2 separate regions of the Homo sapiens genome follow, and region 1 is linked to region 2. The links are chromatin loops, found by intact Hi-C in ENCODE. Cell type or tissue: mucosa of descending colon. All regions are shown on one strand. Each heading gives the region's core, and the rest is flanking DNA. Links, peaks and the distances in the headings are about the cores only. Region 1 has its middle 45 kb from the start of THORLNC. Region 2 holds the start of EN1 (engrailed homeobox 1).

Region 1 (9,473 bases), core at 766-8,765, 620 kb after region 2:
CTCAAGTCTTTAAGGAATTGATGGCAGGAGAAAAGTCTGACAGAGTAGCCAGGGAATGAGAATTGTCATTTGGAAATGATTCCTGACATGGGGCTAGGGCAGAGGTTACATTCTGACAGCATGCACTCCAAATCGTTTGTAAAGAGTCCTCATCATTTAGAGATACCTGCCGAACTATTACAGATGGAACACAATTTCTGGAATTTGCTTCAAAATAATTCAAGGGAAGCAGATGGGGACACAGATGAGTCAATGCAGGTGCATGTTCGTTGACACGGCTAAGTGATGGGTACATGGAGGTTCATGATAGCGCTTTCTTTTTGTGTGTATGTGTTGGAAATATTTCTTAATAAAAAGCTTACAATTTTTTATTTAGTAACTGTGTAAAGAGTTGACATAGAAAGCCTGAAACTGCTCTCCTTAGAAAGGTCTACTTGCAAGGGTGGCCCTTGACTGGCATCTTGAAACCTGGCTGGTAAACAGTTCCTTACATGGAAGTGAAACATTCTGTAACTGGTAAGAGTGGCTCACTGTGACATTCTTATCACAATGGGGTTTATGCTGGACATCTGCTTTCCTCCTGGGAGTCTGGAATTTCAGTACATGCTGGCAGAGTGACCAGCCCCCAATAAAAAAGCTTGGGCAAGGAATCTAATGGGCTTCGTTGGGCTGAAACATCACACACATGTTGCTGCATTTTTGCTGCTTGGGGAAAAGTGGGCAGTGTGTGAGCCCTCTAGGAGGGAGTGAACATAAGGAAGGCTGTGCATGGATTCCCCCAGGCTCTGCTTATGTCTTTCCCCCTGTGATCTGCCTGTGTACCCCTACCACATTGTACTAAAACTTAGAAGTGGTGACAAACAAATGCTGAGTTCTGTGAGTCCTTCTAGTGGATCTCCAAACATGGAGGTGGTCTTGTCAACCCCCAACATAATAACTGTATTAGTCCATTTTATGTTGCTATAAAGGAATACCTGAGACTAGGTAATTTACAAATAAAAGAGGGCTCATGGCTTTGCAGGCTGTACATGAAGCATAGCACCAGCGTCCACTTCTGGTGAGGCCTGAGGAAGCATTTAATCATGGTGGAAGGCAAGGGGAGCCAGTGTGTCACTTGGAAGAGAAGGAGCAAGAGAGAGAAAGGGAAGGTACCAGCCTTTTTTTAACAATCGGTTCTCATGTGAACTAATAGAGCAAGAATTCACTCATTGCTGAAGGGAGGGCACCAAGCCATTCATGAGGGATCTGCCCCCATGACCAAAACACCTCTCATTAGGCTCCTCCTCCAACATTGGAAATCACATTTCAACATGAGATTTGGAGGGAATAAACATCCAAAATATGTCAGTAAACAACATTTTAAAATTAGGAGATTTTATATAAAAGTCTGGATTTCCAATTTGTCTTGAAAAAGTAAGAGTTCTGGCAACCCTAGGTCTTTACCTGGAGTTGAACATGGCCTTTCCAGTTCAACAGCTCCCACTCAAACAGCTTCAGTTGTTTATATTATCTGTCTAGCCCCTGCAAGCTTTTGAGTTTTAGACCCTTGAACAGGAGGAGGGGGTCTTGACAGGTGCTTCAGAAACACAGGTTCCTGAGGCTGTGTTCATTAAGAGGAATTGACCTGCCATCCATTATAGGTCCCTTGAGCCCTTCAAGTCCAACAGATTCAGCAAGTATTTACAAACAATGTTTACTAGGCCTTGGGCTCATAATATTAGTGACAATAATAGTACTTATCATTTACTTGCTCTTGCCAGGCTTTACCCACATGGTTACTAATCCTGGCGACATCTCATGATCACCAGTTCCCAAAGTGATTCAGTCTACTATCACTAGGTGTCTATGCCAGGTGCAGGCAAAGTCCTAGGTAGTGGGAACACAAGGACAAATAAGACAAAGCCCCTGCCTCATGACCTCACATTTTTGTCAACAAATACAAACATGAAATTAATCGACAAAGGAATAAATATGATATATGTCAGGCAATAAGTGCTGTGAAGTGAAATCAAGCTTGCAGAGGGCCCAGAGAGGGACCTGAGGATGTGTGGCCAGGAAGACAATATTTCAGAAGATAACATTTGAGCAAAGAACTGAATGAGGTAAGAGTGGGAGCCATGCAAAGGTCTGGAGAAATAGCTTCCCTGGATCAGAAAGAGCATGTGCAAAGTTCCTGGGGCAGAAGTGAGCTTTGCTGGGCTGGGTTGTGAAAGCTTGGTGAACAAGAGAATGAAGAGATCAGCAGCCAGATCATATGGGTCCTACAGGCTGTGATGAGGCCTTGCAGATGTTATTCTGGGTGAGAAGAAAAAGTATTAGAGGATTTTGAGAAGGATGTGGAAGCATAGGTAGAAACTGAAGCTCTGAGACAGTAAATAACATTGTCCATAAGTGGCAGAGTCGGAATTCAGTCCCATGTCTATCTGAGTCCAAAGAGAGTCTAGGGTCCATGCCATTGCAAAGGCATAACATGGGAACATTTCCCTTCTTTTAAAATGTTTCTTCTTTTAAAAAATTTCCCAACGAAATTCTCAGTTTCCCTTCACTTTGGAACCCACTCTTATAACACCACAGTGCATGGGAATTTCCTAGCCCGAGAAGAGGACATCTATCAGGTTCAGCTTGTTGGCCAAGATCAAGTGTAGGTGGATGCTCCTTAATGATCATGAAAAATTGTGAACACAGTTGCATGTACCACATGAACCCATACATGACAGCTTGTATGTAAATGCAGTTTTTATCAGTTAAATCACTTGAAAGTCACCGATATGCTTGCTACCTAAAAGAATCTAAAAGAAAGCCTTAGTTAAGGGGAGGGAAAAAACCATCTTGGAACACAAATAATGACAAACCATTCTTCTTTCTTCTTCCAGAAGTATGGTTTCTGTACCTCAGGTTTTCTTAAAGCAGTGGATGCCTGAACTATTCTTGTCAGCATCACTGCGATATATCACTATTATTAAGATATACAACATTAGATATGGCATGATAAGGTTTACATATGATTAAATCCCCCCCTTGGTGGAGAAGTGTCTACAACACAGAATGGAACTGGCTCATCAAATCTCGAGAGTTTACACGACCTCTTTAGAATTTCAATTCTCTCCTCGCTGTCACATTAAAACAGTACCCAGGGACACTGGGACACTGGGATTTTTTAGTCCTGCATTTGAATTGTATCTGGCCAAACAGAACCAGCCTCGAATTCCCCAGAGGACTCCCACAGGAAGCAAATGTAGGTGTGTCCTCTGCGTGCTGATGATCAAAGAGAGAAACCAACTTTTGTGCCAGCAGCTCTTGATTATTCAGGGGCGGATGATCCAATTTGTGGATTAGCTGGGCCTCTCGGCCTTTCCTGATTTCACTGATCATTAGCCCATGGACCCCTCGGGCCAGGAAGATAAAAGGAGCACCAGGCAAAGCGGTCCAGTGGCTTCTTGGCCGCTCTGGTAAAAGGGGGCAGGGCAGAGGCAGTCGTATGCAGTAGGGAAAATGAGGTTTGGGGATTATCCGGATTTCAATGAGCTCACTTCTCCATAGCCCCCTCGCCCCCCACCTGAGCCCCTATCGCTGGGTAATGAACAGTTTACCTTGGATGGAGTGGGCCCTAGAAACAGCCCAGTGGATTTTGAATGTGATATTTCAAGGGCCTTGGGTCCAGGAGTGTGAAGTTGCCCTTTACAGGGTGGGAGACCCTGGAGAATCAATCTCCTCATTGCTTCTTTGCTGAGTGTGTCAGGGCAGGCATGGGGGGTGGGAGACACTGCCTTTTACAAGAACCTCTCTGCCCTACACAATCGCCAGGCTCTTAGCCCTAGAATGGGGATAGTCCATCCTCTTACAGGGCATTTCCTGGGGTTCCAAGAGCTACTGAGGAGGAGGAGGGGTAAGAGGGAGAGAGACAAGGAGGAGAAGAAGGAGAGAAAGGAGAAGAGGAAGGAAGAGGGAGGGAGGAAGGGAGGCTTCAGTCCAACCTGAATAGGCTTTTGATTCCAAGACAGTTCTAGAATAGTCCTTCTCAATATTCTGATCAGACTGATGAATAAGCACTATGGAGATCATAAATCTAGATCCTCAGGGGAGTAAAGCCATCAGGAAAGAGGGCCAGAGGCATTCTGGCAGAAGGAGAGAAGCAGGTCTTTAAAGGCAAGATCTGCCATTTATCCACTGGGACTTTGGGCAAGTTATTCTCAAAGCCTCCATTTCCTCATAGGAACAGTCAGGATAACAAGAGTGAAGATTTCTTCACGCTGCTGAGGGAAAGAACTGAGATTCCCAAGTACAGGACCAGCCCAGTATGGGACTCGTGGAAAGCATGGTAGGGATGAGTAGAGTCCAGAAGGAGCAGGCAAGTCCGAGCCACACCCACATTCCCTGCACTCCATTCCTGGCCCCTGAGTGGCTGGCTGGCTCCACCACCACTTGATGTTTCAGCCATTCTCAGCAGCGAGGCATCGGAACACCCTGGGCTCATCTATGGCCTTTCCTAGACCCATAGTGTGGCAACAAGGAGTTGCACTGGGGATTTTGAAACGCAGCTCCTAAATGGCACTGGCTTACTCCATGATGTTGAGAGGCCCTTTCTTAACCTGTGTTGCTTTTCTTTAAATGGGAGCAAGAGCTCCTCTTTGAGCAGTGTGAATTGAACATTGAAAAGTGTCATAAATTAAAGGACAAAGGCAAGGGGCTAGGGGATCTGAATTCTTTTTAATTACCCCCCAAAATCTTTATAATTGTCAGTTTTCAGCAAATATATATTCAGGAGCTGTGTGTCTAGCCATGAGCCTGGCAAGTGGATTACATAGAGCCTGATGCCCAGGGTGGGTGGGGGTGACCCCTGGAGCCTCTCCTTGTCCTCAAGGCTAAGGAGGTATAGGTTGATCTCTTTCAATGCCCTTAGCGGGCTGTGCTCAGTGCCGGAAGCCAGAGTGCGGAGGGAAGGTCAACACTTTCCCTAGCCAGAGACAGAAGGATCAAGAGCTGCAGTTCTCAAATGTTTTGGTCTCAGAATCCCTTTACACTCTTAAAACTTATGTGGTTTATGTCTACCTATAATACATATAAAAATATATAAATATACTTTATTATACAATATAATTATATGTTTACATATATAAATATATCATATATACATATATAAACATAATACATAAAATATAATGTTTATATATAAAATAGGTTATATATTATATAAATCAACTATATACTTATATAAATATATAATATATATTATATGTTTATATGCAAACATATAAATACATAATATATAGACATACATAAATATAAATATATATATATATAGAGAGAGAGAGAGTTTATTTGTTTGAGACAGGGTCTTGCTCTTTCGCCCAGGCTGGAGTGCAGTGACACGATCTTGACTCACTGCGACTCCTCCTCCCAGGCTCAAGCAATCCTCCCACCTCAGCCTTCCAAGTCACTGGGACTACAGGCACATGCCACAATGCCTAGCTAATTTTTGTAATCTTTGTAGAGACGGGGCTTCGTCATGTTGCCCAGGCTGGTCTTGAACTCCTGGGCTCAAGTGATTTGCCAGCCTTGACCCCCCAAAGTGCTGGGATTACAGGCGTGAGCCACCACGCCTGGCCATATGTCTATTTGTATTTATTTATTTATCATTAATTTTTTTGAAACAGGGTCTCACTCTGTCTCCCAGGCTGGAGTACAGTGGCACAATCATGGCTCACTGCAGCCTCAACCTCCCAGCTCAAGCAATTCTCCCACCTCAGCCTCCCAAGTAGCTGGCACTACAGGTATACACTCCCATGTCCGGCTAATTTTTGAATTTTTTTGTAGAGATAGAGTTTCACCATTTTGCACAGGCTGGTTTTGAACTTCTAAATTCCAGTGATCCACTTGTTCGGCCTCCCAAAGTACTGGGCTTACAGGTGTGAATAACTGCACCCGGCTATATTTATCACAGCAGAAATTAGTATGTTAGTATGGAAATTGTTTGACCTTTCCAACCCCCTGAAGGGGTCTCAGAGACCTTCAGCTTTTCCCGGACCACACTCTGAGAACTGCTGCTCTGGCATTGCGCTGCCCAGACTTTGCTGTGCCCACATGACACCTGGAATCATGCTAAAATGCAGGTTCTAATTCAGTAGCTCTGAGGTACATAGTAAGACCACACTGCTGACAAGTTTCCAAGGGATGCTGATGCTGCTGGCGCTTGGGCTCCACTTCGAACAGCAAGGCCACAGAGATCGGAGGACAAAAAGTTCATCTTTGGCTAGTGTGCTCTTACATCCGGCCTTACAAATTGGACAATTTAATTTAAAATGGTGGACATGGGTAGAAAGGCCATGCTGAGTGGCGAAGATGGCATAAGCAAAGGTACATATGTAGGAAAATGCAACTTCAGCCGAAGTGTAGGTTCATAAAAACCCCAAGCTGCCCACTGCTCCAACCCCTAGGCTATGTGTAGCTATGTGTAGCTTCCAGTCCAGGCAGAGAAGCCACTGGTCTCAGCATCTCAGGGAAAGGGGTATGAGACCTATCCCCATCCAATACCATGATCAACAAACATCTATGAGTACCAGCAAGAAACAAGTAACTCCAGTGGACCTCAGCTAGCCTTAATTTTCCATCATCCATCCTCACTTCAATTTTCCCTTGGGAGTCATCATTTTTCCACATTCAGTCTAAGTAGTTTGGGTGGAGTTGACCCAAGGTAAGAACAAGATAAGAATCAAAGCACAACTCCCTCTGGCCACAGTGATGAGTTCAAGAATGGGCACAGGACCCAAAGGAGGCCACTGAGAGCCTTCCTGGGCCTTCTCATGGTTTTACAGAGAGACCACATGAGGAGGCCACCTAGAGAGACATGCCCAAGGGGTCCCAGCTGTCTGAGTCTTCCCAGCCCAGGCTCCAGACACATGAGTGAAGAAGCTTCCCAGATGACCTCAGCCCCAGAACCACCTGACTACAAGTGTCTGAGGAACCCTAAGCAAGAACTGCCTCACGGAGCCCAGTTGACCCTCGGATTCAAAAGCAGAATAAATGTGTGTTGCTTCAAGCCACTGTTTTGAGCCATTATTAGTATGCAATAATGGCCAGAACTGGGTCTGTTTGGCTTACCTATTAATTCCAGGGCTAAAATACCAGGAAACAAATCAAAGGCCAGGACAAAGACGCCACTGCACAAAGAACAAGTTCCCCAACTGTCTTTGCTTTGGACCAGCATGTTGGTTGTAGATTTTGTCAACAAGCTCTCACTGTGTAGCAGCCATCAAATAAGCTTTTCATGAGAATTAAGCCAAACAGTCCAGGCTGCAGTGGGAGCAGAATGAGCTTTCCATAAAGTTTGGTGGTCTCCATGATAACACAGGACACTGCTCGTTCACTGATGTTGTACTCGCTCAATTAGTTTCTTCATCTCAGATTGTAAAATCTGGATGGAAGGAGACATTTCTAATACTTCTTCAGGGTTCCAAAGCCTGTGGTAGACTGTAAGACACATACTGGGTGCTTGATAGACATTTGTCAACAGCTTGCCTGATTTAAATCTGGGCCTTATATTTCACATGGGGAGGCCATGGAAGCCCACAAAGCAAATGGAGGGTCACATTGGCCAACGGTTTTCTCTGATGGTACAGAGGTAAATGTCCACAAAAAATATTGGGTAGTAGAGGAAGACAGTTGACAACCCTTACATAACCTCCAAAGGTCTTAGAGAGCACAGAGTTGGAGTTGATAGACCAGGATTGAAATCCTGACTCAGCCATCAGGAAGCTGGAGGCATTCGGTGAGGCCCAGCCCCTACAAGTCTCAGCTTCCTTATCTGTAAAGTGGGAGTAACAGTACCTAGAAGATTGTGGTGATTAAGTGAGACATTCAATATAAGGCATATGTTGACATGTGGCAGGCACTCTGTAAATAGAAATCATCATTGTTATCATTAGCTGCACATTTGGGAATAAAACTCCTGGCTTACTTACTTTACATGGCAGTTTTGTGGATCAAGGGAGAATAGACAGAATGATGCTTTAAAAATATTAATAAAGTTCAATGTCAATAAAGTTATTAAAAACCAGAGTAAGGTCTAAATCATCTGACATAAATATCCCTTCTGTTTGCACATGCAAAGCAGAATGCAGAATGTGAGAAAAAAGAGTTGGGGAAAACCCAAAGCAAGAGGCACATCACTGATCCACTCACACAGAGCTGGAAAGAACCTTTAAAATCACCCAATTCACCTCGTTTTTCAGGAAGGGAACTAGGGCAGAGAGTGCCGCTGCATGGATGAGGCCACACAAGCTAGCAGGCAGGACCAGGAAGGGAACTCCCAACCCACATGCCCAGTCTGGTGCCCTTTTCACTATTTATCACCTTTCTGGCTTGCATTTGCTGTGTGATAATCTAGGTATCTGCCCATCAGAACATTCTTAAGCAGACACTGGATGCAACTGAAAAGTAAACAAATGCCAGATCAGTTTCATCGTTGGAACATTTCCTCACTTCCTGGCAGTTGCGGAGAAAATGCCTCTGGGGTATCTTTCTCTAATTTTCTTTCTCAATAATGGTATAAAAATGGTAACGAATGCTAAGGAGGAGTAATGTGTCTTGGGGAAAATTTAGCTTCTACAAGCTGGTTTTCCGTCCACCCTACAAAGTCACTGAGCTCTGGGATGCTGGCTTTCTAAGTCTGGCTGAAGCTCAACCATGAGGCCAAGTGCCCAGCTTTGACAAAGAAAGCTCTTCAACACTGGAAGAAAGATCGTCAATGTTGGTGTCTGAGTTTCTCTGTTATAATGAAGTGTTCAATGTTTTAAACACTGCTGCAATGAATGTAATGGTAGATTTAAAAGCTTTTTTTTTTTTTAAATTGAGATGGAGTCTTGCTCTGTTGCCCAGGCTGGTGTGCAGTGGTGCAATCTTGGCTCACTGTAACCTCCGTCTCCTGGGTTCAAGTGATTCTTCTGCCTCAGCCTCCCGAGTAGCTGGGACTGCAGGAACGTGCCACCACACCCGGCTAATTTTTTGTATTTTTTTTTTGGTAAAGATGAGGTTTCGCTGTGTTAGCCAGGATGATCTCAATCTCCTGACCTCGTGATCCACCTGCCTTGGCCTTCCAAAGTGCTAGGATTACAGGCATGAGCCACCGCGCCCAGCCTTAAATGCTATTTTAATTTCTTGCATATAACGAGGCTGTCTTTTATTCTCTGGTTACCCAGGTTTGAAAGCCCAGTCACCTCTGACCTGCCTCTCTGCTTTGAGCTCCATGTGCTTTGGCCATCAAATCTTACCAAATCATTCTTTCTCTCCATCCCCATAACACTGGCCTGTAGCAGCCCTCATTCCTTATGACCACCATAGCCTCCCACTGGGATCTCAGAATCCAGGCCTTCTGCCCAACCCCAAATCCTTCCTGGGCACAGCCCCTGATTCACCTTTTACAAATGCCCCCTAGGTCTGTCACTCTGGGGCTCCCCTCATCCACAGGCAAGTCTTAG
Region 2 (9,473 bases), core at 408-8,407:
AGGAGCGCTTTCTGAATCCTGGCCACCGGGTGCAATGTACAGAAATCATTGATATCTTTCCACCGTTTCCCGCGGGGAGTCAAGAGGAGAAAGGTCTCAGTTTGTCTGAGCTTGAGAGAGAGAGAGGAGAGAGAGAGGCACTATTTCTAGAACAAAACGGTCCATGCTGTGAACTGCCTTAGATAAGAGGGAGAAAACTCTGGGGGAAGACCGGATGATGGGGACATAAATCCAAATACTGAAATCCACGAAGGTGACAACCTCCAACAGTGGGCTTTTTCTCGGGCTTTCTAGATACCTAGACATTTTTAGTCTTATTTCATATATACAGAAAAAAAGAAATCCTCCCTGTCCCTCACCCCCTTCAAGGAATGCTCTGAGTCCTCTACAAACAAAGCTACTGCCCCAATTTCAGGAGTCAACGGAGCATTTTATTTTGTCAGCAGAGCGTTTTATTTTCAATGGTTTGCCCCCCATGCACCCCCCGGCCACCGGTTTTTTTCCTTTGCTGCCTCCCCTAGTCCCACTCCACTTTGGACAGAATTGCTTAGGATCCCTAACCAATACCCAAACGAATCCCCAGCACCCACCCACCCCCACATTATTATGGGCTCCAGATGAAGACCGAAACCGCGAGCACTAATTGAATTAGTCTATTGAAAAAGACTGTCAGGTACAATGACGTGACTCGAGGCCCCACATTTCCCAAGGTCCATAGGCTTTGGGGACCTGCGATGTATAGTCTGACCTTGTAGCTCATAATAACGCGGCACTTGTAGCAGAAATCTCCTCGCATTCACTCCCAACAAAACCGCTGGTCATCCAGTCCCCGTAGGAAGGCTGCACGCTATTGTGTTGCGACAACTCATTCATGTCCCGCACCACGAGGCCCCACCGCCATCTGATCTACACTCGAAATGCGATTACCACCCTGTGCATGCAACATGCTCCTACTCCCAGCCCATGGCGCACACCCCTCGCCAGGCTGCAAGAATTTCTTTCGTAATTCTCCTTCTGGTCCTCATCCTCGAAAGAGAGGTGGAAACAAGCAGGACCCTGGCATTTGTCTTTGCTTACACAAAATCCAAAATTCTATGGACACACAGGCTGGTCTTCTTTTCTGAACAGCATACACCAAAACCCTCAGCAAATACATTTCTTCATGCCTGACTAGTGGGGCTGACTTGGGTGTACACATTAACATTCACATACATACAGGGGCCTCCTGCCACACACAACTACACACACACACACACACACACACACACACACACACAATACTTTTATAGACTAATTTTCTCTCTGGGTGGCTCTCACATACCAAGCAAATAAACACAAATATACACTCTGTTCCCCACAGCCACGGGCCACTCTTCAAGACCGCTGAGCGTTTTTCCCAAAATTAGAAAAGGAGAGAAAGAAAGGTAAAATTTCTCAGCCTTCACTCTGATAAACACATGCCAGTCTTCCGACTATATGATCCCCAAACTCCCCTAGCTAGCAGCTCCTCAAACAAGTATGCATCATTCTCCTCTGTTTGGCCAGGTGCCTTTTGCTCACTGGGAGCCCCTGCCTATCCTCAGAAAATGCAGGAAGTCCAAGGACTGGAGAAGGGAAGGACGGTTGGGGTCTCTCTCTGTCCTATTTACCCAACTCCCGATCACTGAAGGCCTCGTTGGGACCTCCTTCCTTCAAGTGAAAAAATGTAGCACCCCTCCCCCAACTTTGGCATTTGAGACAAAATAGAATCTTTATCTTTCTTGTCGTTCTCCACTTTTATCTGGGCTATCCCCAAGAAAAGGGTACTTGGGGACAATCAACTTATTGCAGAGACGCAGCCCAGTCCATGGCCTTCTGTGCGCCTCTAGCTCAGGTGACTGCATAGCTCAGAACTACAAGGCCATAGAAATACGCACTGGGTACCCCCACACTTCCCTACCTTCGGCCCAAGAGCAGATGGCATTTGGAGAAAGGGGCTCTATTCCATTTGAGTCAGGCTTCCCCACCTGCTACCTGCAGGCCCACCTCTCTGCCACCCCGGCCTGGGCATCTATCAAGTTGAAAGTAATTCCTTAGCTCCCAAAGGCAGAAACGAGTACCCCCAAAAGGACCGCCACACAAATATACCCACTCGTGCATATACAATCCTTTACACACACCCTAACCCTTTACTCACATACTTGTACACACAACTCACCCTGCCCGTAGTTCCTCACTCACACGCCCAATCCTGGGCTCACTCAGAGTCCTGTGAAACCCTCACCCATCCCTCTCGGCCAACATTTGTTCACTCAGCCCTCACACACTTCACTCGCATGCTTGACAAGACGCCAATGCGCTCACACAGAGTTCCCAATGGCATGTTCATTTGCAGGAGGGAGAAGAGGGCGTAGGGTCTGGGTGGAGGTCATGGAGCGCAGAGCGGCGCGGGGTACCGAGCGTCCGGCCCAGGCCGGGCCTCGGGGAGGTGGGGGGACGAGCCAGCGCGCAGAGTGCCGCCTAATCCAGCTCGAGCTCGTGGGCCGCGGGTGCATTTATCATCCCATTACTGTAACAAATCCGGGCTCCACTACATGAAAGGTAAAATGAATTACCGACGTTAAGCCGTCAATAAAGTCATTTCTGTAAATGGTGTCTCCAAAGGGCCGCCGTATTATTCAGCTGGCTTTATCAGCTGGCTGGAAATTACGTGGAGGAGCCGGGCCGCGCGGCGCGCGGGGCCGCTCACTTTGATTAAGCGTCTTGCCAGCGCGATGTGACAGAGCTTTTGACCAGGGTTTTATTCACAGGCCTGTGATGAACGCCAAGCTGATCAGGCGGAATGAAGAGTAATTAAAACCTATAAATTATCTTCCGCAGCCCTTCTCGAGGCGTCTCCTGCAGGCGAGATAAGGCGTCGAGACCCTATTTACCGCGCTGAAAGGGACCGCGGCGCACAAAAGCTACGCAGCTAAATAGGATATTGATAGTGTCCTAATTAGAATTTAATTAAGTACCCACGCTTGCTTGCGGGATAAAGATTTCAATTTTGCGAACTTAAATATAAATAAAATCCCACCCCCATTTCGGGGAGAAGGGGTGGGGGCGCCTGGAGATTTCGGGGAGCCCTTGGGTGTGCTACTGAAGAGGACTCGGGAGACTCCAAGGTGGGGTTGGAGGCGGCTTGGGAAGGTAGAGAAGACTGCAGCGCAGCGTTAGGGAGAGAGGTTTTCTCCCCTAGGCTGCAGCGCAAGTCTAGCCGGGAACTCAGCCCCGGAAATCGGGGGACCCTCGCCTGCTCCCAAGATGCGGTGAGCAATATAAATTCCTGCTCTCCACCAGCCCTTTTGAGAAACTTCAGCTACTGTGGTGGTGGTTCGGCTTGTTGTGGGTTTAGTTGCATGTTCCTCCTAGCCTAACCCTCTGTGACTTTTCTGGAAAACTGGAGGTAGGGGGATTCTTTCGCATGTCACAAATAGACAATATTTCCAAAGGGATCCTTTCTCTACTGTCCCAGTTGCGGAGGGCGTTCAGGGCGAGGAGGTCCGCTGGAGCTCTAAGATGACACCCCCGAAGGCCTCGTTTGCTGACGCCTTTCTCGGCCACCGCAGGCTTCAGCATAGTCGGATACTGGTCCTCCAAAACGAATCCGGAGACAAGTCCCGCAGGTGCCTAGAGCTTCAGTCCACACGCCACCCCCGTCCCTCACATTCCCGGTTATGAGAAAATTTTGGGGGTGCCTCGACCAGGAAATAGCGAAAAAGAGATCGGCAGACGGGAGAATGATAGCAGCTGGAGGAACGGCATTTCCCTCAAACTAGGGAAGAACGCACAGAGCTGGAGCCGGAGGCACCCAGGGAGTTGGGAGCAATCCCAGGAAATTCAGTCACCCGGCAATTGAGGGAAACTCCCTGTTCACAACTTCAGCTAGCCAGGGCAAATACTTGGGGTGCAGCGCTTTCATTTATTTGATTTTACTTTGCAGGGAAATCTAACACAGAGGTTACCCTGAACTCTAAAAGCTAGGGCCTAGCGCGCATCCGCGTTCTGACTCGCCGGCCCCGGGGCCCTCCTGAGATTAATCTGCGTTGCCCGGACTCCCACTGCCAGGGAAGGTCCAGGCAACTGGCTCTGGGGCTATTCCTAGCCCTCTGGGCTTGGCTCTATGGCGCCAGGGCAGCTCCAGGGTGTTGTCGAAAGTCTGGACCGGGAAGGGCATGGGTGCGGATTCCCCACAAAGGGAAAGCAATGCAGCGGGCCGGCAGGAGACGTACAAACGTAAACGTGCGACGCTAGCTAGGCGCAGCGGGCCTTTCAGATTTTGCTATTTGTGAAAAACAAATTGCGCCTCTGAAAGTAACCAACTCTAGGTCTATTTCACATCACCGACCTCCCTGTCTCACTCCCCCTCCCTCCACTACACACACCCAAACCCACACCCACCCACAAACACACAAACCGGCAGTGACAACAACCACCCATCCTTCAATAACAGCAACCAGAGACAGAGGAGAAAATAAAAAGCTGAGTTTCTTAGGCGTGGGGGTGCAAAACAGCCAGGCTCCTGCCTACTGCCCCTGCTCCCGTAGCTCACAGACCCATAATCCTGCATTTCTCTAACAAGTTGTTTATGGAGTTGCTTCTCCATTTGCCTACATCCCAAAATTCACCCCTCCCGGGTTTCTTCTGCCCCCTCCTGAGTCCCGGCCTGAAGGAGGGGGAGGGACGCGGGTGCGGGCGCGGGTGGGGGAGGGCGGACCCGACGCACAGGGCCAGCGCCGAGGCGCCCCCTCTCCGCCAGCGGTTGACGCCCCCGGATTATTTATCCGCAAAGTCCCGCGCGCGCCCATTGGGCCGAGGCCCGAGTGTCAGCGCGAGTCCCGGCTCGCCATTGGCTCCGCACACGTGCGGCCCTGACTCACGTGCTTCCGGTTTGAAGGCAAAAAGTGTGCCTGGGTGATTTTTTTTTTAAGCGAGAGAGTTTGTGCAAAGATCCGAGCTGTCAGAGATTTGAAAAAAAAAAAAAAAAAAAAAAAAAAAAAAACAGCCCGGCGCTGGCGGAGACGCGCTCTCCCTGCAAAAAAAGCAAAGGCGATTAAAGGCGCTGCCAGCCTCACGCTCTGGGCACAGCTGAGCGTGACACTCGGGGAAGTCAAACCCCTCACTACTGCCTAGGAAGATGGCTAGACTTTAAATACTATTTTTTTCCCTTTAAGAAAAAAATTATTGGAGCTTTTTTTCTTGCTTTCTTTTTCCTTTTCTTTTTCTTTTTTTCCTTCATTTTTTTGGCCGTGGCTTACTCCCCATTTAAATCAAATCATTGAATCTGGTTGCAGAAAGAAAAAAGAAATAGCCAAGTGTCTCCATATCTGGATGTCTACAAATTAGAGAGGGAGAGACAGCGAGATCTATCTGCTAGATAAGAACGAGCGATCCAGGCCAGACGCCTGAGCTTTTTTCCTGCACCCGCCCCGTGCCTTCGCTGAGGCTTCGCCTGCCTCCTTCCTCCGCGCACCCCCACGGGCCGCTGGCAAAGTGGGGTGGGGAGCGAGGCGGTGGGGGCGGGGGCCGGCGCGGCGGCCGGGGCGGCGGGGCGGCCGAGCATGGAAGAACAGCAGCCGGAACCTAAAAGTCAGCGCGACTCGGCCCTCGGCGCGGCGGCGGCGGCGACTCCGGGCGGCCTCAGCCTGAGCCTCAGTCCGGGCGCCAGCGGCAGCAGCGGCAGCGGCAGCGATGGAGACAGCGTGCCGGTGTCCCCGCAGCCTGCGCCCCCCTCGCCGCCCGCGGCGCCTTGCCTGCCGCCCCTGGCCCACCACCCGCACCTCCCCCCACACCCCCCGCCCCCGCCGCCTCAGCATCTCGCGGCGCCTGCTCACCAGCCGCAGCCAGCGGCCCAGCTGCACCGCACCACCAACTTTTTCATCGACAACATCCTGAGGCCGGACTTCGGCTGCAAAAAGGAGCAGCCGCCACCGCAGCTTCTGGTGGCTGCGGCGGCCAGAGGAGGCGCAGGAGGAGGAGGCCGGGTCGAGCGTGACAGAGGCCAGACTGCCGCAGGTAGAGACCCTGTCCACCCGTTGGGCACCCGGGCGCCAGGCGCTGCCTCGCTCCTGTGCGCCCCGGACGCGAACTGTGGCCCACCCGACGGCTCCCAGCCAGCCGCCGCCGGCGCGGGCGCGTCTAAAGCTGGGAACCCGGCTGCGGCGGCGGCGGCGGCCGCGGCGGCAGTGGCGGCGGCGGCGGCGGCCGCAGCAGCCAAGCCCTCGGACACCGGTGGCGGCGGCAGTGGAGGCGGCGCGGGGAGCCCCGGAGCGCAGGGCACCAAATACCCGGAGCACGGCAACCCGGCTATCCTACTTATGGGCTCAGCCAACGGCGGGCCCGTGGTCAAAACTGACTCGCAGCAGCCTCTCGTATGGCCCGCCTGGGTGTACTGCACACGTTATTCGGATCGTCCATCCTCCGGTGAGTACCCAACTCCGGGCTGCGCCATGCCTTCTGGCCCCGCGGACCGCCCCAGAACGCCAAGCTGCGGCGCTAGGGAGAGCAAACCCGGCCTCGGGTACTCCAGTCTCTCACGCCTGCTTCCTCACCCCAGTTCCAGTCACAACCGAATGTTCATCCAGCTATGCGATCCTGGCCTCTGCGGCCACCACCCGAGAAGCTACAGCTCGTGGCACAGGAGGCTCGGGTCTCGATTCTTTGATTTTGAACTCTGAATCCCTGGGGCCTTCTTTGTCTCTTATCTTTATTATTCTTAGGAAAAGTACATAGTCAGTGATTTTCTTTCCAGGGTGTTTAGATAAGGCAGGAAGGTGGGCCTAGTGATGTGTGTCTGAAATCCCACCAGCCTGATCGTCCGAAGGCCAGATTTGACCAGAGAAGGCCTTGTTCAGAAAAATTATATTCACTGTGTGTCCTTACAGACACAAACACCATCTCGATATTTTCTGCGGAGAGACCGTTTACATTGATAAACATGGGAAACACAGGAAGACAGGGAGGAAAGCGTCTGAAAGCCGTCCCTCTCCCCCGGCTGGGTAGCGAAAAGAGTCTGACCCGGGTGGGTAGAAACCAGGGAAAGGCAGTTGCCAAAAAGGTGGGTGCTGGCAGCCCCTGGTTTTCTGGAGCTGAAAAACAGTGGGAGAGGAGAGAAAACAGGTCAGGCTCAGGCCAGGAAGCGTGTCCAAGGGCATGAGAGCCAGTTTCCTCCGTAGCTTCTCCGCGGAACGGTTCCCGCATCCTCCCCGCGCGGCGCTTTCCTTTTTTCACCCGCACATCCAGCAGACTTCTGGCATCCGTAGGCCTGTTTTTCTCGGCTTTCCTTCCACCACTTTTCCGTGTGCCCCTCGCGCTTGGCGAACCCGAGGAGGAGACCTGAGCTGGGCTCCGGGAGAGAAGGCCAAGGCCTGCCTGACGCCCCGGCCCGCAGTGTCTGGGAGAGCGGCAGAAGCTTTGGCCCAAGATCAGCACTCCAGACACCCGGTCCGGCAGGGGGCCGGGAACAACGTAGCCACGCGCCGCTTTCCTCTGGCTGGTCTCTCGCCGCCCCACAGCTGCCGGCCGGGCGCGGATCGATGCGCACTATCAGCTCCCGCCATCTCGAGCCCCGTTATTGACACGTCGGGCTCCCTGAACCTCCGAAAAGCTGCTTTGATTGACTCGCCTGATGGATAGAGTGATTGAGCTGTCAGGCTGCACGGCTCGGGCTGGCCGGGAGACTAGGAACGATTTTATTACAAGAGTCCGTGCCTCTGCACACACATACAACAACACTTCAACATGTCCCGGATGCAGAACGGGCAGTGGGGCCTTTTTGGGGCTGTGTGCATTTCTTGGGCTATTTCTCCCCGCTCAGCTAATTACGAATCAAAACCCCAGTTCTGCTCTGGAGAGGGCCTTGGCTTTGTTCTTGGCCACTTTCCTTCTTATGGGCCTGGGTAGGTAGGGGACCAGCTCCTTCTCCTGCTTGGGCAGTTGGGGGAGGAGGGGATGAGCCTCGACCCAGATCTGAGTCGCTGCAGTATGCTAGGCCTGGACTCTTTGTCATAGGACAGCTGGTTACCCCAGCCTCCTGCCTGCCCCAGGAGTAGGCTGCCCAGCCTTCCTCTCTGTAGCTAGGTTTGGAGATGCCGGCAAAGATCCTTCTTTCCAGACAGTTTTAGAGATGAACAGGCCTGACAGGGACTTAACTTGGTTCAGCAAGCTACCATATCCAAGGCAGGACCCAGCAAGTAAATGCCAGAAGACTTGGGTGTGGAAGCAGGTGGGCAGAGGTGCAGGCTTTTGAGGCACACACCAACAGTTCAATCCTCTCCTGGTTTTCCCGCTTTCCCTCCCTCCTTTCTCAGTGGGCCCTCCTCCCAGACTAGTATTTGAGGGGAACTTCACCTTCCTAAGGAGGTTTCCTGTGGCCCCTTCCCATTCCTATCTGGTGGTCAAAGCACATTTTTTTTTTTCTGGATTGTCCCTGCTTCCCTCCCTCTCCTTTTTGCTCATAGGTGGGGGAAGGGGCTGCAGTCTCCTTGCAAATGTCATCAGTAGGCAGAGAAAGCCAATCCGGCTTGTTTTTGTTATTCAGGAGTTTTTAATCCTGAAATTGCATCAGTTGAAAGGGGAGATAAGGAAGACCCAGATAAGAGAGACCCTGCCCCACGCAGCCGGTTAGAGGAATGTGGAAGGCCCTCCCTTTCTTATTGGCACCATCCAAGGGGCAAGGCTGAAAACCCAGAGCCAGGGTCATGAGGATGGATCAGGGCCTTTTCTCCTTCAGAGAAGGGGTGGTCCCTGCATCCCTGAGACCCTAGAAAAGGCTTCCTTTAGGCCAAAGAGAAAGAAGGCGAGGAGGTGTGTGTGGGAGGGAGGGGTGCGGGGAGGGGGGCAGACACCAAATACTTTGGAGCTAAGCAGCCCTCTCCCAGCCGGCTCACTATCCCGTTGTTTTCTGAGGTCAATAGCTACAAGCAGATGGGGTCTTATTGTAGTTTCTCCTGTAGGTATGATTCTTGAGGAGGAGAGGAAGATTTGTTTGCAGGCTGGCGACTCCCCCAGGGCCTGCCCTCACTGCCCCAGTCCTATCTATTCCGGGGCGGTGAGGACAGCAGGCCCCTGACCCCCAACTCTGGGCTGGGCCATATGAGCTCCAAATATCTCCTCATCTTGGATTCCTGCCTTCTTGGCTTGGAAATGTTGTGATTTCGGTCTGTCCCTGACTGTCCTGTGAGAATTGGGGTGTGGGGTGCACCTACAACCTCAACCAGCTTTCCTTCACTGCTCCTTTGCCCTCCCAAAGGGAACCCGGGGACCCCAGTGGTCTGGTGAGGGGCACTTCGATCCAGGGATTGGCTGGCGGGAGGGAGCCAGGGGTTCAGCAGGGCCTCCGAGATCGCCCCGGAAGCGCGGGGCTCGCGGCCCAGCTCGGCAATGCTATTCTCACGGCTTCCTTTGCCCTCTCCCCCCTCCCTTCTGCCCTCGGTCCCCACCCCCACCCCACC

Evidence for each region. Peaks named below come from ENCODE experiments on the same cell type or tissue, not always from the same donor. Only the 100,000 strongest peaks of a DNase experiment are listed, where the experiment ranks them.
Region 1: it touches region 2 in a loop (5-fold over the local background); 86 of 110 quality-filtered maps call a loop at or near these places.

Annotation. Positions count from the first base shown.
Region 1 is chr2:118,226,850-118,236,322 of GRCh38, reverse strand. No RefSeq gene overlaps it. Among named protein-coding and RNA genes, the nearest start is that of THORLNC, 45 kb to the right of the region's middle. In mucosa of descending colon, for the core only: no CTCF peak of the experiment used is centred there; no DNase peak of the experiment used is centred there.
Region 2 is chr2:118,843,277-118,852,749 of GRCh38, reverse strand. It overlaps EN1 (engrailed homeobox 1), which reads left to right and starts at 5,102. Exons shown (of 2, transcript NM_001426.4): 1 at 5,102-6,444. The coding sequence starts at 5,583. RefSeq lists enhancers at 1,963-2,515, 6,784-7,433, 7,434-8,083 and a silencer at 7,223-7,517. In mucosa of descending colon, for the core only: no CTCF peak of the experiment used is centred there; a DNase peak (open chromatin) is centred at 4,816.